Linked DNA regions of Homo sapiens: region 2 is linked to region 1. The links are chromatin loops, found by intact Hi-C in ENCODE. Cell type or tissue: mammary epithelial cell. All regions are shown on one strand. Each heading gives the region's core, and the rest is flanking DNA. Links, peaks and the distances in the headings are about the cores only.

What was found. Hi-C counts contacts between places; a loop is a spot of excess contacts. Peaks named below come from ENCODE experiments on the same cell type or tissue, not always from the same donor. Only the 100,000 strongest peaks of a DNase experiment are listed, where the experiment ranks them.
Region 2: a loop joins it to region 1, with 4 times the contacts of the local background. A loop is called at or near these places in 1 of 110 quality-filtered maps.

What each region holds. Positions count from the first base shown.
Region 1 is chr7:66,346,962-66,359,534 of GRCh38, forward strand. It overlaps TPST1 (tyrosylprotein sulfotransferase 1), which reads left to right. Exons shown (of 6, transcript NM_003596.4): 4 at 5,544-5,594; 5 at 9,864-9,910. The coding sequence ends at 9,881. Among named protein-coding and RNA genes, the nearest start is that of LINC00174, 47 kb to the right of the region's middle. RefSeq lists an enhancer at 2,617-3,116. In mammary epithelial cell, for the core only: no CTCF peak of the experiment used is centred there; a DNase peak (open chromatin) is centred at 6,770; H3K27ac peaks cover 2,424 bases.
Region 2 is chr7:66,243,981-66,256,553 of GRCh38, forward strand. All of the region lies in intron 2 of TPST1 (tyrosylprotein sulfotransferase 1), which reads left to right. Among named protein-coding and RNA genes, the nearest start is that of TPST1, 45 kb to the left of the region's middle. In mammary epithelial cell, for the core only: no CTCF peak of the experiment used is centred there; a DNase peak (open chromatin) is centred at 6,971; H3K27ac peaks cover 2,355 bases.

The DNA of each region.
Region 1 (12,573 bases), core at 5,578-8,077:
TTAGATTTAAGTATTTAATTCATTTTGATTTGATTTTTGTATATGGCAAGAGATAGGGGTCTAGTTTCTTTCTTTCTTCTTTTTTTCCTTTGCTTTTCTTTTTTTTTTTTTTTTTTTTTTTTTTGAGACAGGGTCTCACTCTGTCTCCCAGGCTGGAGTACAGTGGTGTGATCACAACTCATTGCAACCTCCACCTCCCAGGTTCAAGTAATTCTAATGCCTCAGCCTCCTGAGTAGCTGGGATTTCAGGTATATGCCACCATGCCTGGCTAATTTTTGTATTTTGAGTAGAGACGGGGTTTCACCATGTTGCCCGGGCTGGTCTCAAACTTCTGGCCTCAAGTGATCCACTGGCCTTGACTTACTAAAGTGCTGGGATTATAGGTGTGAGCCACCATGTCCAGCAAGTATCTAGTTTCATTCTACTACATATGGATATCCAGTTTTCCCAGCACCATTTATTGAAGAGACTGTTCTTTCCCCAATGTATGTTCTTGGCACATTTGTTGGTAATGAGTTCTCTGTAGATGTGTGGATATGTTTCTGGGTTATCTGTTCTTTTCCATCAATCTGTGTGTCTATTTTTATGCCAGTACCATGCTGTTTTGGTTACTATAACTCTGTAGTATAATTCGAATTCAGGTAATGTTACTCCACCAGTATTATTCTTTTTGCTCAGGATAGCTTTGGTTATTCTGGATCTTTCATGGTTCCAGGTAAACTTTAGAATTGTTTTTTCTATTTCTGAGTAGAAGAATTTTATTTTATTCATAGCTATTGTAAATGGGATTACTTTCTTGACTTCTTTTTCAGATTGTTCACTGTTGGCACATAAAAATGCTACTGATTTTTGTATGTTGGTTTTGTCTTCTTCAACTTTCTGAATTTATTAGTTCTAATAGTTTTTTTGGTGGAGTCTTTTGGTTTTTCCAAATATAAGGTTATATTATCTATAAACAAGGATAATTTGACTTCTTTCTTTCTAGTTTGGATGCCCTTTCTTTCTATTTTCTTATTGCTGTAAGACTTACAGAATGAAATATTTAAAGTATTGAAAGAAAAACCCCACCAACCTATGGTAACTCCATGTTTCCAGTTGGTAGTTGCTTAGGCAAAACACCTTGGAGTCATTCTTGATTCTCCTTGTCCCTCACATCCCACATCCTATCTGTTAGGATATCGAGATGTAATAAGAAAAAAAAAATTGTAATCCTCCCCTTCTTACCACCTCTATTTCTATCTCCTTGGTCCAAGCCATCATTATCTCTTCTCTGGATTATTGCTATAGACTCCATACTACAGTCTAAACAGAGCAACTAGAATGATTAAAGTCCAATCTAGTACTACTACAGAAGCTTCCCATTTCACTACCTGTCTATGAATTACTTAATTTCTCTGTGTCTCAGTTGCTTCATCTGTTAAAAGAGAATAATACCTCCTCAGGAGATTGTGTGATTGATGAGGAGGCACTTACTTAATACCAACCTGATGCACAGAAAATAGTAAAGTTTAGCGATTTTTTTTATTATTTTAATTTCCAATTTGCCCTTCAAATCAGAAGCTTAGTTTTGTCTTATTCTTCAGTGCTTGAGGTGGGAGGGTTTGTAGAAACATTTGGCTTCTGAATACCTAGCTCATTGCTGTCAAGCAGAATCCTCCATCTTTTAGTGCCTGAAAATATTCAGATGTCCAGAAACATTAACCAAAGGAAATTCCATTTCTAGCTCTGCTGTTTGTATAGGCAATGTAGTGGGTCAGTTTTCTGCACTGTGTAGAAATTGCTTTGTCAGTGGAAAATGTTATTTTCGTCGGTTTTACAGTTCCTAACTTTTGAGGCATTTGTTCCCTGGAGGATACTAAAAGAAGGAAATCTTCAGACAGCTGCCCACTGAATTTTTGCGTGAGCCTTTATTTGATATTTTACCCAGACCCCTTTTGGTTTTTTATTACAGTAACATCGCATACCTAGGTTTTTTTTTTCTTCTTCATATAAGCCTTACCTATCTGGAACTGTCAGTACTAGGAAGGTACTTATAGTGTTGAATGTTCCCACTCATATTTCCTGTTATGCCTTATGCTTTTTATAACAAGCCAAAAAGAGGAAGAAAGATTTCACCATAGATTTGCTAAAGGCAATGTGGGATGCAATGAGTGTGGTTTAATGGAAGAGCCCTGGGGTGCGGCCTCTGAGCCTTGCTCTGCCACTGACACCTGTATGACTGCCTGGGCTTGAGTTAAACGTTCTGCATAAATTCTAGCAGAAGAGGCTAGCTCAAAGAGGAGATTCAGTGTCTGAATGTCTGAGAGAGTGTGAAAATAAGAAAAGTTGGCTGGGCGCCGTGGCTCACACCTGTAATGCAGCACTTTGGGAGGCCGAGGCAGGCGGATCACCTGAGGTCAGGAGTTCAAGACCAGCCTGACCAACATGGAGAAACCCTGTCTCTATTAAAAATTCAAAAAAGTAGCCAGGCGTGGTGGTGCATGCCTGTAATCCCAGCTACTCAGGAAGCTGAGGCAGGAGAAGTGCTTGAACCTGGGAGGCAGAGGTTGTGGTGAGCCAAGATTGCGCCATTGCACTCCAGCCTGGGTGACAGAGCGAAACTCCGTCTCAAAACAACAACAACAACAACAACAAAGTCAAGTCACTTGAGACCTCAACCCACTGACAAGAGAAGAGGGACTGGGGCAGACCCAACCTGAACTGGTTCTGTAAAGCAGCCACGGCACAGACCAGAGTGGACTGTGGGCCTGAGCAGTGTATGCCCCTGGGGCCTGGAAAGTAGGGGCTGGGACTTCATTTCTTGAATAGAGGGAGAAGGAAAGACACTTGAGAATCTGGTAAAAACAAAAACAACAACAACAAAAAACCCAAAACAAATAAAACATTCTAGTAGCTTCAGCCCCTCCACTGGGCATGGTGTCTTCTTGACCCACAGACAATAGGCAGGCAAAGTAGATGGAAGCAAGTGCTAACATGATACACAGCTCCCAGGGCTTAGACACTTCCCACCTCAGCAAGCTGGACCCATCCAAGCTGTGGTGTCAGGGTAGAACAAATGATTCTTTTTTTCGAGATGGAGTTTCGCTCTTGTTGCCCAGTCTGGAGTGCAATGCTGAGATCAGCTCACTGCAGCCTCCGCCTCCCAGGTTTGAGCAATTCACCTGCCTCAGCCTCCTGAGTAGCTGGGATTACAGGCGCCTGCCAACACGCTCAGCTAATTTTTTGTATTTTAAGTAGAGATGGGGTTTCACCATGTTGGCCAGGCTGGTCTCGAACTCCTGACCTCAGGTGATCTGCCCGCCTTCGCCTCCCAAAATGCTGGGATTACAGGCATGAGCTACCGCGCCCAGCCGAACAAATGATTCTTATATGTAGATTCTTTAGGGAGCAGCTAAGCCAGCCCCCATTGACTGGGGGAGATGATGGTAGCTTTGAGACACTCCTAGCAGCTGCAGTTTTGTTATCCTGCACCCTGTTCACTTTCCAGGGCCATGCACCTCCACGGAAATACCTTATCTATAAGCCTTGTGTCTCTACTTCAGTTTAGGTCTCCTAGACTGTAACGGAGAACAAAAAAAAAAAATAGACCAAGTTTTAGGCATTGCAGGAAAAAAAAGTGTGTTCATTCTCTGAGCCTCCGAAGTAATGCAGCTATATTTATAAGTGGATCAGTAAAAGGAGAAACTTCTTTAGGTTTTTAGACCTGGGATTCAGCATTGAGATTTTCTGTGCTCTGAAGGACTATCCAGTAACTGTCCTTCCAATAACTTTCCTTAGTTTCTTGTTACAATCGCGATTCCGGTGGTTATCAAACTTCTTCCTAGTGGATTGCTTTTCCACTCTTCATTGACATTACTTGTTCCCAAGTTTTTTTTTGCTGTTGCAAAGTGTTGAAATAAACATCTTTGTACTTAAATGATATATGTGTAACAGTAAATTTTTAACATTAAACCACTGACTTAATTCATTTATTGAATTTTGTTGTAGTATATCACACATACAGTATACCAATCATTTATCAATAACTGATGTGTTCACAAAATGAACACATGCTCATAATCACTACTGATATCAAGACAGAAAATTACCAGCACCCTGGAAGCCTCTCTCAGCTTCTCTCTCTCAATCACTACCACCTCCTTCCTACCCAGGGCAAACAGTATCCTGATTTCTAAGATCATTGATTTGTTTTACCTACTTAGTAGCTTTAAATTTTTTAAATGAAGATGTAGTATATTATTCTTTGGAATCTGGCTCCCCACCTCCTCATCATTATGTTGAGATTCATCTGTGTTGTTGCTAATGTAGCAGAGTTCATTTTTTTGTTACTGTATAGTGTATCATTATATGCGTAGATCACGTTTTTTAATTTATTCTTTCTCATTGCACTGTTCTGCAATGCCACCTTGCCGTAAACCAGGCATCTGCATCTGAGGGGCTGTTTCTGGACCTGTCATTCTGTTTCATCGATATATTTATCTATCCTTGTGCCAAAACCCTACTGTCTTACTTATGGCTATATCATTAACTTAGCTAATGTTTAGAGCTATGTAATGTAGATAATTGTAGCTGTATAATAGTAATGTATCGATATCTGGTAGAATAAGTTCTTCTACTTTGTTATTCTTTTAAAACTACCTTGACTATTCTTGGCCCTGTGTATTTCCATATAACTTTTACAATCAAGTTGAAATTACTCCCTCCCCTCCAAAAAAAAAAAAAAAGCATGCTAGAATTTTGATTGGGAATTCTTTGAGGAGAATGGCTATCTTTATTATATTAAATCTTCCTGTCCCTGAAAGTGGTATGTCTGTTTATGTGGGTCTTTAATTTCTCTCAATAGTGTTTTATAGTTTTCTGTGTTAAGGTTTTATATATCTTTTATTGATTTACTCTTACATATTCAGTGGGCTTTTAAATGTAATAAATGGTATTTATCACAAATTTATCATAAAGATTCCTAATTATTGCATGTATTAGAAACATTTTTATATATTAAAGCATAGGTTTTTAATTATAAGATTTTATGAGATTTACGGTTTATATCATTTTAAGAATCACTTAATATTCAAATTCAAATCACCATGAGAATTCTGGGTAAATTGAGAAAAGTAAAGTTGGATTAAATCCAGGGTTGTATCCTTGGAGAATTCAAAAGGAACCAGGAAGAGCTTGTTCCTAAACTGCGTGAGTTCTGTGTTGGTTGCTTGAGAGAGATTGCCTAGGGCTTGCTTCCTCTCTCAGCTAAAGTGATTGGGATTTGGCAGTCAGGGTGCTTTTGTTTTTAGGGTACCCTGAGCCCTCTCCTAGCCAGCCCACATTTGTGAGCACTCGGTAAACACAGAGCAGGAGGGAATTACAGTGAATGGGGATTTCCCTCAGTGCTGCCCACTGGCTGCTCTTGAACTGACAGGCTTCTTTCTCATTCTAAACTCACCAGCAGTGGAGCAGTAAACCCGGCCACGGTCAGGCATGGCACATGTCCTGCAATGATGGGGACTGGACCTGTTGCCTTAAACTCACGCCTGCTTTGTTTTTCCAGGTCTATAAGGGAGAATTCCAACTACCTGACTTTCTTAAAGAAAAACCACAGGTACTGTGTCTGCTTTTTCCTCCTGATGTATACTAGATTGGCTCTTGCATTGAAGTAATATTTTTAAAGAGATAATGAAATTAAAAAGACAGAAACAAGAAAACCAAAAAGAAAAGAAGAAAAGGGATAGTGATATGTGCTGGGGAAGAAAGATCAGCGTCTGGGACTTGTTGATTTTAACAATAATTTAACACAGTCTTAATTTCAGAGAGCTCAGTGTCTCCCAAAACCAGGGAAATACTTTATTGATAACCAAATTCTGATTGCTTGAGGTCCTGCACAAGCCGCCCAGTGGGTAAAGCTGCTCCAGCGTTCCAGTGCCTAATTTGAAATAAAAATGTTCAGCGACCCTCTCTGTTCCTACTCTGTGTACTGTACATCCTTGCCCCTTTGACTTTTCTCATTTGGAGCCCAGATGACTTATATATACACATAGTCACTGGCCCCTGGGAAGGACAGTGAGAGTTTGAAGGATTAAAGCCAGCATGGTGGCTCATGCCTGTAATCCCAGCAATTTGTGAGACCGAGGTTGGCAGATCACTTGAAGTCGGGAGTTCAAGACCAGCATGGCCAACATGGTGAAACCTCATCTCTACTGAAAATATAAAAATTAGCCGAGTATTGCAGAATTTGCCTGTAATCCCAGCTACTTGGGAGGCTGAGGGAGAATCACATGAACCGGGAGGTGGAGGTTGCTGAGCCAAGATTACACCACTGCACTACAGCCTGTGTGACAGAACAAGACTGCCTCAAAAAAAGAAAAAATTAGCTAGGCATGGTGGCGAGGCCTCTGGTCCCAGCTACTTGGGAGGCTGAGGCAGGAGGATCGCTTGAGCCCATGAGGTGGAGGTTGCCATGAGTTTAGATTGTGCCACTGCACTCCAGCCTGGGTGACAGAGTGAGACCCTGTCTCAAAAATAAAAAAAATTAAGCAGATTCAGAGTTTTCCCTGTAACGTCTTCTCTCACTGACTTGCATTCCAATCCTGTTTCCTGGGTTGGAAAGAAACAGGGAGTCTCACGGCTGACATGCCTAGAGGAGCCCGGCATCCTGCCTCTGGGCATCACTGTCATGCCCATATGGAAGTCAGAAAAAATGGACACTCATGGCCTGAGTGCAGCCGACTTCCCTTTCCAGCAAGGCGATGATGCATGTTGCCTCCAGGCTGCTGCTGTCAGTGATTAGCTTGTCAATAGGAAGAGGAGACTCAGTTTTGAACTCAGTTTCTGAAAGCGTTCCAGATAGAGGTTGGTGAAGCAACAGCACCTCAGAGACTTGTGTGAAGTCCAGTTGCCTGATGCAAGCCTGGAGTAAATGGGCTGCCCTCTCTGAGGGAAGCCATGTCTCACACCAGAGTTGAAGCCTCTTCCTTCCTGACCCTTTTCTGAAAACACTTAGCCGCCAGTAATTGATACATATGACTTGAGTGTTTCAAAGTACTTTCAAGGCATATTCTTATTCACATATATTTACTATTCATCCATTCATTCACTTATTCACCAATTGTTTACCCAGTGTCTACTATGGTGAGGAATTAGAGTAAGTCCTCAGGAGTCACGGGGGAAAGAAAGACCTCAAGGAGCTCCTGATTTATCCAGAAGAATCCGACCACCTCGTGCAGACAAGGGGACACAGAGCTCTGGGCCCAGGCTGGGCATGATGTCCCAGAAACCTGGGCAGATTCATGAACAGACTGACACCGGCTGTGGAAATTGGAGCCAGAGAATATTCCAAGAGGCTGTCTTGAAGGAATATAAAATCCAAAAGCGCCCAGGTGCGGTGGTTCACGCCTGTAATCCCAGCACTTTGGGAGGCCCAGGTGGGTGGATTGCCTGAGGTCAGGAGTTCAAGATCTGTTTAGCCAACACAGTGACACCCCGTCTCTACTAAAAATATAAAATAATTAGCAAGACTTGGTGGTGTGCGCCTGTAATCCCAGCCTGGGTGACAGAGCGAGAGTCTGTCTCAAAAAAAAAAAAAAAAAAAAAAAAAAAAATTCCAAAAGCCGGTTTGCATAACAAATCTGAAGAAGTCAAGAAAAGGTATTTGAGACTAAAACTAAAGGGACACTCCTGCTTCACAACATACCTAAAAATATTTCCAAATGGATTGCACACCTAAATGTGAAAGGCAAAATAATGAAAGTTGTTAGAGGATATAGAAGAGCCAGGCATGAGGCTCACGCTTGTAATCCCAGCACTTTGGGAGGCAGGCAGATTGCTTGAGTCCAGGCATTCAAAACCAGCCTGGGAAACATAGCCAAACCTCATCTCTACTAAAAATACAAAAAATTAGCTGGGTGTGGTGCATGCCTGTAGTCCCAGCTACTTGGGAGGCTGAGGTGGGAGGATCACCTGAGCCCCAGAGGTTGAAGCTGCAATGAGCCGAGATCACACCACTGCACTGCAGCCTGGGCAGTCAATCCTGTCTCATAAAAACGAAGAAGATAATAGAGGAACCATCTTTATGACCATAAGAGGACAGGATTTCTTAAGCCCTAAAAAGTACTGATTATTAATTTAAAGGTAGATAATATGAACTACATTATAATTGAGGATGTTTATGTAATAAAAATCATGAGAGTAAAATAGTGAGCCTAAGTAGGAGAATATATTTGAAACAAAGGACTTATCTGGAGCCGAGTGCAGTGACTCACACCTGTAATCCCAGCACTTTGGGAGGCCAAGGCGGCTGGATCACGAGGGCAGGAGTTTTAGACCAGCCTGGCCAACATAGTGAAACCCCATCTCTACTAAAAATACAAAAAAAAAAATTAGCTGGGCGTGTTGGGCACCTGTAATCCCAGCTACTTGGGAGGGTGAGGCAGGACAATCGCTTGAACTCAGGAGGCAGAGGTTGAAGTGAGCTGAGAACGTGCCACTGCACTCCAGCCTGGGAAAGATTGCGAGACTCCCTCTCAAAAAAAAAAACAAAAAACAAACAAACAAAAAACTCATCTGTGGAATATAGATCATCATCGTAAGGGAATTTTTTTTTAAATTGGGCAAAAAGCCTGGACAACATAGCAAGACCCTATCTCTATCAAAAAATTAGCTGGGCAGGGCCAGGCGTGGTGGCTCCCACCTGTAATCCCAGCACTTTGGGAGGCTGAGGCGGGCAGATCACTTGAGATTAGGAGTTCAAGACCAGCCTGGCAAACATGGCAAAACTCCATCTCTAAAAACAAGTACCAAAAAAAATTAGCTGGGTGTGGTGGCACACACCTATAATCCCAGCTGCTCCTGAGGCTGAGGCAGGAGAATTGCTTGAACTCAGGAGGCAGAGGTTGCAGTGAACCGAGATTGCGCCACTGCATTCCAACCTGGGTGACAGAGCAAGACTCCATCAAAAAAAAAAAAAAAAAAAAAAAGGCTGAGCGTGGTGGCATACTTGGGAAGCTGAGGCAGGATGATCTGTTAAGCCCAGACAGCTGTGATTGTGCCACTGCACTACAGCCTGGGTTACAGAGGGAAACCTTGTCTATTAAAAAAAGAAACAATCATGCAGAAGTGTGCACACAGAGACACACACACGTAGAAAAGGGCCCATAAGGTCTTCAGTTTAACTTCTAATGAAAATCAGCAGAAACTCATAGAACCTTCAGATTGAATAATTAGCTAGAATGGTTCATAAAACTCGGTAAAGTGTAGTACTTAACAATGACAGTTTTATAAAGGATGCAGATCAGGACCAGCCATAAGATAGAAGTGGGCCCAGGAGGGTCCTGAATGCAGAGCTTCTGTGCCTCCTCCCTATGAAAGCAGGGCACGTCACCCTCCCGGCACACCCATGTGTTCACCAACCGGGAAGTGCCACTGAACTTCCACACCCAGCATTTTTATTGGGGTTTATTTATGCAGGCAAGATTGATCAAATCGTTGGTCATGTGTTAGAACTCAATCTCCAGCCAACCTCCCCTCCCCAGAGTTGACGTGGGCTCCAAGCCCCAGCCCCTGATCCCATGGTTGGTCTTTGTGGTGAGCAGCCCCATCCTGAATCATCTCATAACATAAATCCAGATGTGATCCAAGGGCATCAGAAATAACAAAGACACTCTTGTTACCCAGGAAATTCCAAGGATTCGGCATTTCCCTCCCAGGAACCAGGGGGAAAGGCCAGTCAGATTCTTGAGCATACCACAGTAGTGCACTGAGTTCATCTGAAAGTGAACAGAGCCTGCGGGCCACCCCTCATGTTTCAGTGGGGACGGTCACTTCTCATGCTGACCAACTTCAAGGACATTAAAACATCTTTTCTTTCCTTCAACAGACTGAGCAAGTGGAGTAGCAGAACCAGGAGCCTCTTCCATACATGAGGTGAGGGTTGGGGGACATTGCCAGGTCTTTCTGTTTCCCACTCGGGCTCTTGCAGGGGGCTGGGTGGCCAAGGTGGAGAGCACAGCTCTGGAGTCCGTCTGCCAGGGTTGGAATCCTGCCTCTTCACTTTCTGTGTGGAAGCAAGCACATTACTTCACCTCTCTGTGTCTTCATTTATTCATCTATGAAATGAGGATAATATTAACAAGAGCATGGTGGTGAGAATTAATCATCATCCAAGAGCCTGGCTCATAATAAGCGCACAATAGTATTGTTATTTTCATTATGAACCATGAAATATTTCAGCTGAAAGGGACCTGGAGGCCATCAAGCCCAACTCCCTGTTTACTGATAAGGAAGCTGGTCCCAGAGGGAGCAGGTCGTTTGTCAGGACCATAGTCCATAGGCAAGGAAACCCAGAACTCAAGAGTGGCTGTTTACTTCTGGTTACCTGTTCAGCCAGGGCCCCAGCCACCCATCCCCACCTCCAGTGGCTTTCTTCGTGTGCTGGACTTGCAGATGTTTTTGCCCTACTGCAATTTTTGTTTGTTTGTTTGTTTCTTGGTTGGTTTTTCAAGTTTGCCCTTGCTTGTTTTAATGTATTATGGATGGCTTATGTGAGTAACCTATATTGTCTCATTGGACTAAGTGCTACATTGTAGACAAGGCCAGCCTTGCCTTCTCAGCCCTTTTTCTATCTGAGTATGTGGCCCTCATCAGGCACATGTCCAGGGACACCAGCTCATGAGTGGCAAAGCTGGTTTCTCAGCCCAGATCTCCAGGTGCAGCTGCTCAGAGTTCATACCCTTGTCCCAGACTTTCAGTCTCTGCTTATCCACCCAAACTTTCTTAAGATCAGTTTTGCTCCAAATGATGTGGCAAAGCCTTTGATCAGTTGTAACTTGAACAGCCTTTTCAAAAAATCTGATATTGGCTGGGCATGGTGGCTCATGCCTGTAATCCCAGCACTTTGGGAGGCCAAGGTGGGCAGATCACAAGGTCAGGAGTTCGAGACCAGCCTGGCCAACATAGTGAAACCTCGTCTCTACTAAAAATACAAAAATTAGCTGGGTGTGGTGGCAGGGACCTGTAATCCCAGCTACTTGGGAGGCTGAGGCAGGAGAATCACTTGAACCCAAGAGGTGGATGTTACAGTAAGCCGAAATCGTGCCATTGCACTCCAGCCTGGGTGACAAGAGAGAGACTTCGTCTCAAAAAAAAAAAATTGGCTGGGCGTGGTGGTGGGCACTTATAGTCCCAGCTACTCGGGAGGCTGAAGGAAGAGAATTGCTTGAAGCCAGGAGGCAGAGAGGTTGCAGTGAGCCGAGATTGCAGCACTGCACTCTAGCCTGGGTGACAGAGCGAGACTTCGTCTCAAAAATAAATAAATAAATAAATAAAAATAAAATCTGATATTGATAGTGATTTTTTCTCATAGTTTACTTGCTGACCTTTGTTTTTTTTTTTTATATAATGTTTTTATTTTTACTTTATATAATGATGTATTGTGCATACTCCATACCAGGCATAAAATACCAAGGATTTTATTTGCATATATATAAGATGATATATATATAACAGATACGCTAAATTATATATACATCTATATATAAAATTGTATTCAGTTCTCAAACCACTCTGGCAAGCTGGTAGTATTCCTGTTTTGCTAGTGAGAAAACAGGTTGAATGTGACTTGCGGTGCGTTGATGGATTATAGACATAAGAAGCACATGGACGCTGGTCCGTCATGTCAAAATCCCAGATGGCAGCAAGCTGCTAATATTGACAGGTTCTAGGATTCAGGTTTCCTTTTTGCTGAGGAGCAAATGCTGAATGTTAGTCTTATGCCCTGTGGGTCTGCATATTTAACAGCAGTTATCAGGCCTTGGCTAATTTTGTTTATACAAAATGCTTTCAAACTTCATAGGTAATCTCCCTGCCCGCCCCACCAAACACACACAAGGCCTCATTTCTTTACCAGCGTGTTGTAGGATGGACCGCATCAGCAGTTGCCTCTGCAGCATTTCACCCTGGCTTGTGTGTGGAGGTTGGGAGGGGCCAACCTGTGCTGAGGAGGACTCAGGAGAACTGGGGACACAGCAAAGCCCTTAGGATGGATACTATCTTTCTTATCTTTTGGGTCCCTTTGGCATTTCAATAACAGTATCTGTGTTCTCTGGAGCTTCCTTTAAAGAACCTTAGGATCCATTTCTTCACGTGAGGAGGAATCAGGGTGCTGACCCCTGGACACTTAAAGAACCTTAGGACCCATTTCTTCACATGAGGAGGAATCAGGGTGCTGACCCCTGGGACACTTAAAGAACCTTAGGACCCATTTCTTCACATGAGGAGGAATCAGGGTCTTGACCCCTGGACACTTAACCTTAGGACCCATTTCTTCACATGAGGAGGAATCAGGGTGCTGCCCCCTGGACACTTAAAGAACCTTAGGACCCATTTCTTCACATGAGGAATCAGGGTGCTGCCCCCTGGACACTTAAAGAACCTTAGGACCCATTTCTTCACATGAGGAGGAATCAGGGTGCTGCCCCCTGGACACTTGAAGAACCTTAGGACCCATTTCTTCACATAAGGAGGAATCAGGGTCTTGACCCCTGGACACTTTAAGAACCTTAGGACCCATTTCTTCACACGAGGAATCA
Region 2 (12,573 bases), core at 5,757-8,256, 100 kb before region 1:
CTCTGTCGCCCAGGCTGGAGTGCAGTGGCATGATCTCGGCTCACTGCGAGCTCGGCCTCCCAGGTTCACGCCATTCTCCTGCCTCAGCCTCCTGAGTAGGTGGGACTATAGGTGCCCCCCACCACGCCCAGCTAATTTTTTTATTTTTATTTTTAGTGGAGACAGGGTTTCGCCATGTTAGCCAGGATGGTCTCGATCTCCTGACCTCGTGATCTGCCTGCCTCGGCCTCCCAAAGTGCTGGGATTACAGGCGTGAGCCACCGCGCCTGGCCGAAAATTGTTTAAAGTAAATATTTTAATACTTAGTTCAGTATTACTTAGTATTACAATACTTAAATATTTAGGCAGCCTTGAAGGTTTGAAGATGTCACCAGATGGCCTAGGGATACTTGTAGAAGCTGTTGAAAATAGAGATATCAGGAGACCTTCACAGTTCTGCCTCTTATCTTGTTAATTTTTGAGAGTTAACCTTTACTTTGCTTAGAAATTTCCAGTTATTTACAGTCAGGGTGGCATCTCTTGCGTCTCTGGGCTGTTCCAGTTACAGAAAAGTCAGAGGCTCCTGCTCAAGTATCTTGAAAAGAAAGCAGAAGTAAAGTTTGAGGCTATTTACGTTGCCCTCTTCTCATGGTTTGTGGAATTTTTTGTGGAATTTTAGTTGTCTCCATCAGGGAACTTTTGGGAAGTTACAAGAGCGTACAGTTACTTCTGTTATTAAACTCATTATGATACCATGAAATTACGTGGAACAAATAAAAGTCAAGTTTGCTAGGTCAAAAGAGCAAATCCAGAAAAGCAGATTAATGTAACAGTGACGCTTAGACAACAAGTACAGGAATCACAACTACAATTCAGAGACGAGTTCTTATCTACACTTAGGGCAGAAAGAGAATATAGCAACTATTAAACACAAATAAATTAGAATGAAAAAGATAATAGTAGTGATAAGTACAAGAGAACAAATAAGAACATGAAAACTGACACCCTACAGCTTCTAATAAGTAAAGCAGACAAAAAATCCTCTAAATCAGATCAAAAGCAAAGAAAGACTGAATAAATGAGTGAAAATAATGTAAAAAGGTTTTTGGAAATGGAGACATTTTTGAGGAAGTAGGAAGAATAATTAGTAATTTATTAAATTCATAACTTTCTTTTTAATATAGAAAGTGAAATTTAGTTTTGTTAAAGAAAAAATTATTCAGTGATACCTGCTAAGGCATGAGGCAGTGTTTATTTAGCACCACTGCAGGAGGTACAGGGACCACTGCAGTCGGGTCTTGCAGTGGGGAATAGAGATTGGACTTAACTCTGAATACAGCATGGGCAAGTGAGAATTTGTAGCCAGAGAGTAAGGTGAGGGTCAGTGGATGGAAAATTACTACGAGGAAACATCAGGGGTCAGGGGCATTCTGGCTAAATTTACCTGATAGGATTCTCACTGAAGACAGGCCGGGGTGATCAGACATCACCTGGAGGGTGGTGGAGGATGAGAAACCCGATCAGATCCTGAGAGTGATTAGATATCAAGGGTAGGAGGTTCTTGCTAAACTGCCTTAGCAGGGTTCTTTGCTAAAACTGGATTTTATAAAGAAGTGCACAGATGGTCCTAGGAGAAGGTTCAGGAGCCTGACTGAAGTTTGGTCACACAAAGAATCTTTGTCAGTTTGGAAACTTAAAATTCTTATGTCTTATGGGATTAACAGAAAGATAACTCAATAGCCACTTGAAATTCTTCTGAAATTTAAGGATAACAAGAATATTTTGAGCAAGTGAAGAGAATGACAGACCATATTCACAAAGATATGAGCATTAATAGCATGGAAAATTAACAGCAGGCAAATTAGGATCACCTGAGCTCTACTAGCTCAGTCTGAAATATCCCAGAAGAATTTTATAAATATTACATGTGGTGTTTTGTTTTTGTTTTTGTTTTCATGAAGCTATCAGAGAACAAGTCTGTTTATTTGTGAAAACTTCTCCTTTGTGAAGGCACTGCCTAAGGATGCTATTGGGCTATTGGGGTTGTGTCTTTTTTGGTTTTTTTTTTGGAGACAGGGTCTTGCTCCATCACCCAGGCTGGAGTATAGTGGCAAGATTGTAGCTCACTGCAGCCTTGAACTCCTGGGTTCAAATGATCTTCCCACCTTAGCTTCCTGTTAGTAGCTGGGATTACAGGTGCATGCCATCATGCCTGGCTAATTTTTTTTTTTTTTTTTTTTTTTTTTTTTGGTGGAGACAGGGTCTCACTATGTGTTACCCAGGCTGGATTCGAACTCCTGGCCTCAAGCAGTCTTCCTGCCATGGCCTCCCAAAGTGCTGGGATTACCGCTGTGAGCTGCCATGCCCAGCCTCCTTTTACAAGCTATATTGAAGAGAGAAGTGACTGAGACATCTTAGCTGGAGAGGAGGAATTGAATAAACAAGGGATACAAGTGACAGAGTAAAATGGGCTGTGAAAGGAAATCAGAGAGCTGATGAAACATTGCATTTCAAAGTGTGTCAGGGAAAGATTGAGAAGAAGCAGAACCAGAACATGAATTAATAAGGCAACATTTGTACTTTTCTTGGAGAATATAGCAATTGGTAGCAAAAATTAGAAGTTGGATATCAGATCATTTATTAGTTTGATTAGATTTCTCTACAAATAGTAGAGATCCAAAATAACAAAGATTTCCAAATAATGACTACTATGTAGAAGGCAGACCAGGGCTGCTTTGTCAGCTTTGCAGTCATCTGGCATTTAGGCTGCTTCCAGCTTTTGTCTCCATCATCCCCAGGATCCAAGTTGGAGCGCCAGTCATTTCATCTACATTCTAAGCAGCACAGCAGGGGTGGATGTGTGTAAAACAAATGGCGTTTAGTATTTTTTGAGGATATTTCTTAGAAGCTTCCAGGTAGTACTTCTTGCTTTTCACTGGCCATAACTGGGGTTCCTTTTACTAAGAAAAATCAATTGGATATTGGGATAGGCAGATAGTAGTCTCTGCTACATTATTGAGCACCTACTATGTGCCAGACACTGTGTTAGCTCCTTGAGATAAAAGGTCTTTGCCTTAAAGGAACATATGATCTAATAGAAGACTTAGATTCATATATAATGCAGGGTTAAGAACTATGGTCACCACTGCTTCTTCATTGGTGAATAATTAAAAACAAACAAAAAGAGGCCAGGCACAGTGGCTCACACCTGTAATCCCAGCACTTTGGGAGGCTGGGGTGGGCAGATCACCTGAGGGCAGTAGTTCAAGACCAGCCTGACCAACATGGTGAAACCCCATCTCTACTAAAAATACAAAAATTAGCCAGGGGTGGTGGCCCATGCCTGTAAACCCAGCTACTCGGGAGGCTGAGGCAGGAGAATCACTTGAACCTGGGAGGTGGAGGTTCCAGTGAGCTGAGGTCGTGCCACTGCACTCCAGCCTGGGTGACAGAGCAAAACTCTGAACAACAACAACAACAACAAAGAACTATGGAAAACCAAGGAGAGGTGCCTAACCCAGTCTGAGGTGTTCAGAGAGGTCATCTTGGGCAATGTGTCATGAAACTGAGCCCTAAAGAAGGGTTTCCTCAAGCTTGGTATGACATTTTAGTCAGATAATTATTTGTTGTGGCAGCCATCCAAGATGATCAACAGATAAAGGGAAGCGCATTTAGTTTTGACTTAGGGAATATTGTGCTCCCTGGGTGACCCATGGTTAAGGCGCTGTAGTTCTTCCTTGACTGTCCAGAATGTCTTTCCTTTTCCTTAGCCAATGAGCCACCCAAGAAATGTTACTCCTGGGAGAAGCCTGTGCCTAACTGTGGTTTACAGAATTCAAAGGGAAGAGGTAGTATGGAGGACTCCTTGTGGCTTCACTCCTGGCCCAACCCAGGGCCTCAAAAGGACCTAAGGAACAACTACGCCCTGTTATGCCTGACCTATGGACCCTACCCTCTTGACCATATAATGGAAGTCAGCTAAGCTTAGTCCCACCTGGACCTAGAACATGGTGTTTGTTTCCCATAGGTGAATATATTTTTGAAAAATATATTTTTGAAAAATAAGTAAAACAAAACCAAATCAGGAAATAATCATTGAGAAGTTACAATATGAACACCTTAACAAAGATGAGTAACAATGTGGTGTTTTTTGCTAGAGAGTTCATTTCCAGGCAGGAAGTAGTGTGAAACAAGGTTTGAGAGAAATGATGCGGACCAGGCTTTGGAGGGCCTTATATTTTAAGCTAAAGATATTGAATTTTAAGCCAGTTGCCTTCAGACTTCTCTTATTAGTGGAGCACCCTTTTTTTCAAGTGAAATCTTGTTCGGAACCTTGGTAGATGATGTACTTGGAAGTGAAGTGGCCCTCCTTTAGGCAGCATTTAATTTTGGTTGGATTTAACAAAGAAAACTGAAGTGAAGCTCATGGAATTGCAAAACTACAATTTTGTTTTTAAAAGAAAAACATTGATTGTAATGTGTAAAATTTACAAAACTGATACACTTTTAATTGGGATTATATTGGTTTATAAAAACATTTAGTGTTTTTTTTTTTTTTTTTTGAGACAGAGTCTCGCACTGTCTTCTGGGCTGGAGTGCAATGGCATGATCTCGGCTCACTGCAACCTCTGCCTCACGAGTTCAAGTGACTCTTCTGCCTCAGCTTCCTGAGTAGCTGGGATTGCAGGTGCGTGCCACCACACCCAGCTAATTTTTTTTTTGTGTGTGTGTTTTTAATAGAGATGGGGTTTCACCATGTTAGCCAGGATGGCCTTGATCTCCTGACCTCATGATCCGCCTGCCTCGGCCTCCCAAAGTGCTGGGATTATAGGCGTGAGCCACCGTGCCTGGCTCAAAACATTTAGTTTTAATAGGCATTTTAGGGTATGTCTTAGTCCATTTGGGCTGCTATAACAAAATACCACAAACTGGGTTCTTACAAACACAGAAGTTGATTTCTCGCAGTTTTGGAGGCTGGGATGTCCAAGATCAGGCACTGATGGATTCAGCATCTAGTAAGGGCCTGCTGTCTGGTTCATAGATGGCACCTTGTGTCCTCACATGGTAAAGGAGGTGAAGAATCTCTCCCTGGCCTCTTTTGTAAGTGCACTAATAAGGACACTTCCCAAGTTCCCATCTCCTAATACAGTCACATTGGTGATTAGGTTTTAACATGAATTTGGGGGGACACAAACATTCAGTCCATAATGAGGTATAAAACTTAGAAGATTCCTGTTTTTTTTAAAAAAATTCTTTTTTTTTTTTAAGATTTAAAATGTAAGCCTAGTTCAGAGTATTTTGCCAAGATGAAGTGTAGGGCAAATTGGATCTTTAAGTAGAGTAACCTATTACATTGATTAACTACTGTCAAAGAAAAGCCAAGCACATCAAGGGAATTATGGTTGGTACCCATCCAGATATTATACATGAATTCATGGTTCCTCCTTGGTCCTTTTCTGAATTACCTGTCTAATGAAGAATTATTTCATTGTTTTTGAAAACATCCTTACATTTCCTCATTGCTGAAAATCATGTTTTCAAACATCAACCATTCATCACAATCACATACAGAACCTTTAAAAGACCTAAAATTTCTGATTCAGGAGGTCTGGGATAGGCCCAAGAACTTGCGCTTCTAACAGGTTTCCCGGTGATGCTAATGTTCCTGGCCTGATTTCACTTTGAGAACCACTGCTTAAAATCATGCTACGTTTTGTTTGCTTCATTTGTGGACTCAGACTTTCTTGCCCCTACAGCCTGGGCTGCAGCCACACTGAAATAATTGTAGCTACAATTATTGCCACACCATTTATTTAATCAGTTCCTTTGAATGTGTTGTTTCCTGTGCCTGCAACACCTTTCTCTCACTTCATTTCTTCATCTGACCAACTCATGGTTGTATTTCAAGATTTAGTTCAGGTTTCCTTTCCCTAAGGAAGATCTCTCCAAGGCCCCCCTCTGTCTGGGATGTACTTCCTATGCTTTCATGAGACACTTGGCAAATGGAAAAGGGTTGATACTTTGAAGCTGGCTAGACTTTGTTTAAAGTCTTTCATTGACACTAACTGGTTTTGTAACATTGCATCAAATACTATCTCTCTCCGTGTCTCCATTTTCTTATCTATAAAACAGGGAAGATGGTGATGATGGTAATGATACCATCCAACATCTACTGAACATTTGTTATGTGCCAGGCAGTATGCTGAGCTCTCTGTGTGCCTTATCTCATTTAGTTTTTATATTTACCCTTTCACACTCACCCATAGGTGCCTTAAACATCTTAATTTTATAGATGAGGGACTTGAGGCTCCCAGAAGTTGAGGAGCTTGTCCTCCGTCCCACAGTTGGAAGATGGTAGAGCCAGGCTGTGGACTCAGGTCTTTGTCTTCATCTATACTTTTAGCTCTTGTTGTATATACTTACAGCATTTATGAAGACAAACTAAAACAGTGTGACAGTGGCTAAGCACACGTTTTAGAGTCAGACAGACATAGGTTCAAATCCTAGCACTGTCCTTTATTGATTATGTGACCTTGAGTGAGTTATTTGGTTTTGTCTAGTCTTGGTTATCTCATCTTTCCTTTAGTTTTCTTATCCTGGAAATGGGAATGATAATATGTTAGATCCCCCTTATCTGCAGATGATATGTTCCAAGACCCCAGTGGATGCCCGAAACCCCACTGATGGTACCGAGCCCTATATATACTATGTTTTTTCCTGTGCATATATACCTGTGGTTAATTTATAAATCAAGCACAGTAAGATTAACAGCAGTAACTAATTATAAAGTAGAACAATTATAACAATATGCCAGTATTACTACTTTTGAGCTTTATGGCCATGATTAAGTTAAACAAGAGTTACTTCAACGTAAGCACTGCGATACTGCTACAGTCCATCTGATAACAGAGGGCTACTAAGTGACTAATGGTGGGTAGTGAGTGTACATTGCATGGACGTGTTGAACAAAGGGATGATTTACATCCCAGTCTAGACAGAGTGAGACAATGTTAGATTTCATCATGCTACTGAGAATGACATGCAATTTAAAACTTATGAGTTGTTTATTTCTGGAGTTTCCCATTTAATGTTTTCAGACCACAGTTGACTGCAGAGAACTACCTGAAACTGTGGATAAAGGCTTACTGAAATAGTATCCATTAAGGATGATAATAATAACTATCCATAGGGTTGTCGTGAGGATTTAGTTAGAATGACTATAAAGCCCTTAGCCAAGTGCCTGGTATATAATGAGAGGTTGAAAATGTTACCTGTTGTCTTTATTATTATAATAATAAGGATGATAATAATACCGATTGCAGATGATGGTAAGTAGTATTTATAGAGTTGTGAGAATTAAATTACTACAAAGCCTTTAGAATAGCACCTGGCACATAGAAATTGTTCAAAGTGGTACTTATTAGTATGTTATTTTTATTGTCGAACGCTTATGCACTGTTCCCCTCCCTCTCCCCATCCCAAAATAATGAGTGTGAAACACCTAGGTTAGTAGCAAGTGCACCACAGGCTTTTGTTAATGTTCTTACACATGCTCCTGTAAGCTTGTTTAGGGCAAAGGTAGTCTTGAAGTCATGAAATGTTTGTCTCAATGAAGCAAAGTAAGCACCCGATTTGAATAGCTCTAGTAGGAAACTAACATGGCAGGTTGGGAATGCTGGCATTACAGTAACAATAATCTCTGAAACTACTTGGAGGTGACCTTTGATATTTCATTGTCATGTTTTCCCTTTTTCCTTTGTTTCTTTGTTTAGTTTGCCTGTTGGTAAACTTTATATAAATGGGATCATGGTCTGTGTTTTTTTCGGTCAGGTTCTTTTTTTTTTTCTCTGGCCTAACATTTTCTTTTGAGATTTACCTGTGTTGTGGTATATAGCTATATCATCAGTTTTAATTGCCAAAATACTATTCTCTGGTATAATATAGATTATTTATACATTTTTACTATTGATGAACATTTGGATTGTTTTTAGTTTGGAGCTAAGGACATTTTTGAAGGTGTTTCCTTCAAGAGTTTCTCTAAGATATACACTTTGGATTAGAATAGCTGGATTATGAGCAGTATGCATATTCCACTTGTTTTTCTTTTTTGTTTTTTGAGATGGAGTCTCGCTCTGTCGCCCAGGCTAGAGTGCAGTGGTGCGATCTCGGCTCACTGCAAGCTCCGCCTCCCGGGTTCACGCCATTCTCCTGCCTCAGCCTCCCAAGTAGCTGGGACTACAGGCGCCTGCCACCACACCCGGCTATTTTTTTGTATTTTTTAGTAGAGACAGGGTTTCACTGTGTTAATCAGGATGGTCTCGATCTCCTGACCTCGTGATCTACCCGCCTCGGCCTCCCAAAGTGCTGGGATTACAGGCTTGAGCCACCGCGCCCAGCCTTTTTTTTTTTTTTTTGAGACGGAGTCTCGCTCTGTCGCCCAGGCTGGAGTGCAGTGGCGCGATCTCTGCCCACTGCAAGCTCACACCATTCTCCTGCCTCAGTCTCCCAAGTAGCAGGGACTGCAGGCGCCCACCACCATGCCCGGCTAATTTTTTGTATTTTTAGTAGAGACGGGGTGTTAGCCAGGATGATCTCGATCTCCTGACCTTGTGATCCGCCCACCTCGGCCTCCCAAAGTGCTGGGATTACAGGCGTGAGCCACCGTGCCCGGCCAGTAGCTTATCTTTTAACTTCCTTTTTAATATCTTTTTTGTCAATGACCTCACTTTAACAGAATTAAGAAAAATAAGAAAAATCTTTTGATGAATTTAAGTTTTAAACTTGTATTTACCAATCTTTTTCTTTAGAATTTTTTGTAAAAAAATTCTTCCATACTCTGAGGTCATAAAAATAGTTTCCCATGTTTTTTCCAAAACTTAAAACAAATTTCTTTTCATGTTAATCTGGAATTTATTAATCAATATGGAATTTATTTTCTTGTGTGAGGTGCAGATTCATTTTCATATTTTTTCTATAAAGATGACCAGTTTCCCGGAACCATCTATGGAAATACAGTCAGTACTTTGGATCCATGGGTTCCACATCCATAGATTCAACTAACCTCAGGTCAAAAACATTCAGGGGGGAAAAATTCCACAGAGTTCCCAAAATTACAACTTGAGCTTGCCATGTGCTGAATACTACATTGAATCTACGTGAATGAAGTGATGTGTGGGCATCGTTAGGTTAGGTATTATAAGTAATCTAGAGATGATTTAAAGTATAAGGGAAGATGTATGTAGGTTATATGTAAATACTGTGCCATTTTATATGAGAGATTTGGGCATCTGTGGATTTTGGCATTTGTGGGGAGTCCAGAAACCTAGGGGATTGTCCTAATGACATGCAGTACCAGCTAGGTTAAACATCAGGTTTCCATGTATGCATTATTCTTTTAGTGAGATCGCTTTCTTTTTTTTTTTTTTTTTTGAGACAGAGTCTCACTCTGTTGCCCACGCTGGAGTGCAGTGGCACGATCTCAGCTCACTGCAACCTCCGCCTCCTGGGTTCAAGCGATTCTCATGCCTCAATTCTCCCGAGTAGCTGGGACTACAGGCGTGTGCCACCATGCCTGGCTAATTTTTTGTATTTTTAGTAGAGACGGGATTTCACCGTGTTAACCAGGATGGTCTCTCTCTCCTGACCTTGTGATCCGCCCACCCTGGCCTCCCAAAGTGCTGGGATTACAGGCATGAGCCACTGCACCCAGTCAAGAAATCCTTCTTCACTTAGTCTATCCTAATGCCATATACCACTCTATTTTAATTACTGCAGTTTTAGAAAATGTCTTCGAGTTAGCCAGGCGCGGTGGCTTATGCCTATAATCCCAGCACTTTGGGAGGCTGAGGTGGGCGGATCACTTGAGGTAAGGAGTTATACCCCAGCCTGGCCAACACGGTGAAACGCCATCATTACCAAAAAATAAAAATTAGCTGGGCATGGTAGCGGGCACCTTTAGTCCCAGGGAATGGAGGCAGAAGTTGCAGTGATCCAAGATTGTACCACTGCACTCCAGCCTGGTTGACAGAGTGAGACTCTGTTTCAAAAAAAAAAAAAAAAAAGAAAGAAAGAAAATGGCTTAGAATCTAATAGGGTAATCTCCCTGCTTAGTTCTTCTCTAGGAATGTCTAGGCTGTTTTTAAACCCTTTGGTCCTCCGTATATATTTTAAAATCAACTTGCCTGATTTCATGAAAAATCAGACTAAATTTACATTGAACCTGTAGGTAATTTGGGGGAGGATTGCCATTCTTAAAATATTAAGCCATTCTATCCATAATACAGTGGGCCTCTCCTTTTATTTAGGTCGTCTACAATATCCTTTGATGGTATTGTATTTTATAATGTTCTTCATAAAAGTATTGTACTTTATTTGATAAGTTTATTATTCAGTACCTTCTTTTCATTGGTAATGTAAATATGTGTATTGTTTTTATTTATTTAAGTTATTCATTTATTCTTTTGGGATGGAGTCTCACTGTGTTGCCCAGGGTAGAGTGCAGTGGTGCGATCTCAGCTCACTGCAACCTCCGCCTCCCGGATTCAGGAGATTCTCCTGCCTCAGCCTCCCGAGTCGCTGGGATTGCAAGTGTGAGCCACCAAGCCTGGCTAATTTTTGTATTTTTAGTAGAGACAGGGTTTTGCCATGTTTTCCAGGCTGGTCTCAAACTACTGAACTCAGGTGATGCACTCGCCTCAGCCTCCCAAAGCGTTGGGATTATAGGCACAAGCCACCATGCCCAGCCAGATATGTGTATTGTTTTTAAATGTTCTTTTAGTTGCTGGTGTATATAATTGTAAATGACTTTTGTATATCTATATCCCGCAGCTTTCCTAATGTTTTGTGGTTTTGCCTAGGCTAGGACTTCTAATAGTAGTAAGCAACCTTATTTTAAAACAGTTGTTGTTGCCAGGCGTGGTGGCTCACGCCTGTAATCCCAGCACTTTGGGAGGCCAAGGCGGGTGGATCACTAGGTCAGGAGATCGAGACCATCCTGGCTAACATGGTGAAACCCCGTCTCTACTAAAAATACAAAAAATTAGCCGGGCGTGGTGGCGGGCGCCTGTAGTCCCAGCTACTCGGGAGGCTGAGGCAGGAGAATGGAGTGAACCCAGGAGGCGGAGCTTGCAGTGAGCGGAGATCATGCCATGCACTCCAGCCTGGGTGACAGAGCGAGACAACGTCTCAAAAAAAAAAAAAAAAAAAAAGTTGTTTTTAAGTGGGGACAGTTTGTTCCCTAGGGGACATTTGGCAATGTCTGGAGACTTTTTGGTCATCACAGTTGGGGAAGTGGAGGTGATACTGCTGGCCTCAAATAGAAAGAGGCCAGGGTGTTGCTAAACATCCTGCAATTATAGGACAGCTACTACAACAAAGAATTTATTCAGCCCCAAATGTCAGCTGTGCCAAGGTTGAGAAACTGTATTTTAAAGGGAATGCCTTAAACAATATTTTATTATTATGCAGAATTCCAAACACAAAAATAAATTGGTAAACAGAATTCCCAATACCAACAGTTAACTATTGTAGGCCAGTATTTAACTCCTTTCCTTCCCCCAACTTCTGCTGAATTATTTTAAAACAAATACAAGATATCACATCATTCCATCTGTAAATACTTCTCTGTGTGTCACTAAAGTAGAGGTTCCCAAATTATGGTTTCAGAATACCCAAAAAATCCTTCAGACCCTCCCAGAAGATCTCCAAGGCTAAAACTATTTTCACAATGGTACTAAGATGTTATTTGAATTTTCATTCTGTTGACATTTGTGCTGATAGTGCAAAAGAGTTGAAAATTGTGGATGCCTTAGCACAAATCAAGGCTCTGGCACCAAACTGTACTTAGTGGTCATTGTACTTTTAGTACTGTCAAATTCTCTTCTGCTTAAAAAAAAAACCAACTAGATTTAAGTAAGAATGTGATTCATGAAGCAGTACAGTTTTTTTTAGTCTTCTACCTAATGGTTTTAGTGATCATTGATGAATCATTGCCCAGACCTACTATTTTATTAAGTCTGGCCAAATGGTGGTAGTCTAATTTAAAATTTCCTTCTGTATTCATTAATGATATTTTTCTATAAAGAAGACTGTGCTTATACCAACTGTTTAGTTACTCCTAAATATCCTTTGTGTAGGAAATGGAGGAAAATGATTTATTTATTTTTTCCCAGAACAGAGTTCACTCTAAAGGGAATATGTTTAATGAATTTTGTTGTATTTATTTTAATGTACATTATTGGTATATGCTGTTAGTTTTCTTTCTCTTTGTTGATATCTTTTATCAAGTTAAAGAATTTCTCTTCTATTTCTAGTTCACTAAGAGTTTTCAAAGTTAATGGATATTGTATTCATTTTCCATTGCTGTGTAGTAAGTTACCCCAGAATTTAGTGGCTGAAAACAACAAACATAAAAGTTTCTGTGTGTCAGGAATATGGACACAGCATAGCTGGATCTTCTGCTTCAGAGTCCCTCACAAGGCTGCATCAGGGCTCGACTGGGGAAGGAATGATTTCCTAGTTCATGTGGTATTTGGCAAGATTCAGTTCCTTCTCTGTCTTAGGTGGAGGGCCTTAGTTTCTTGCTGTGTGTTTCTG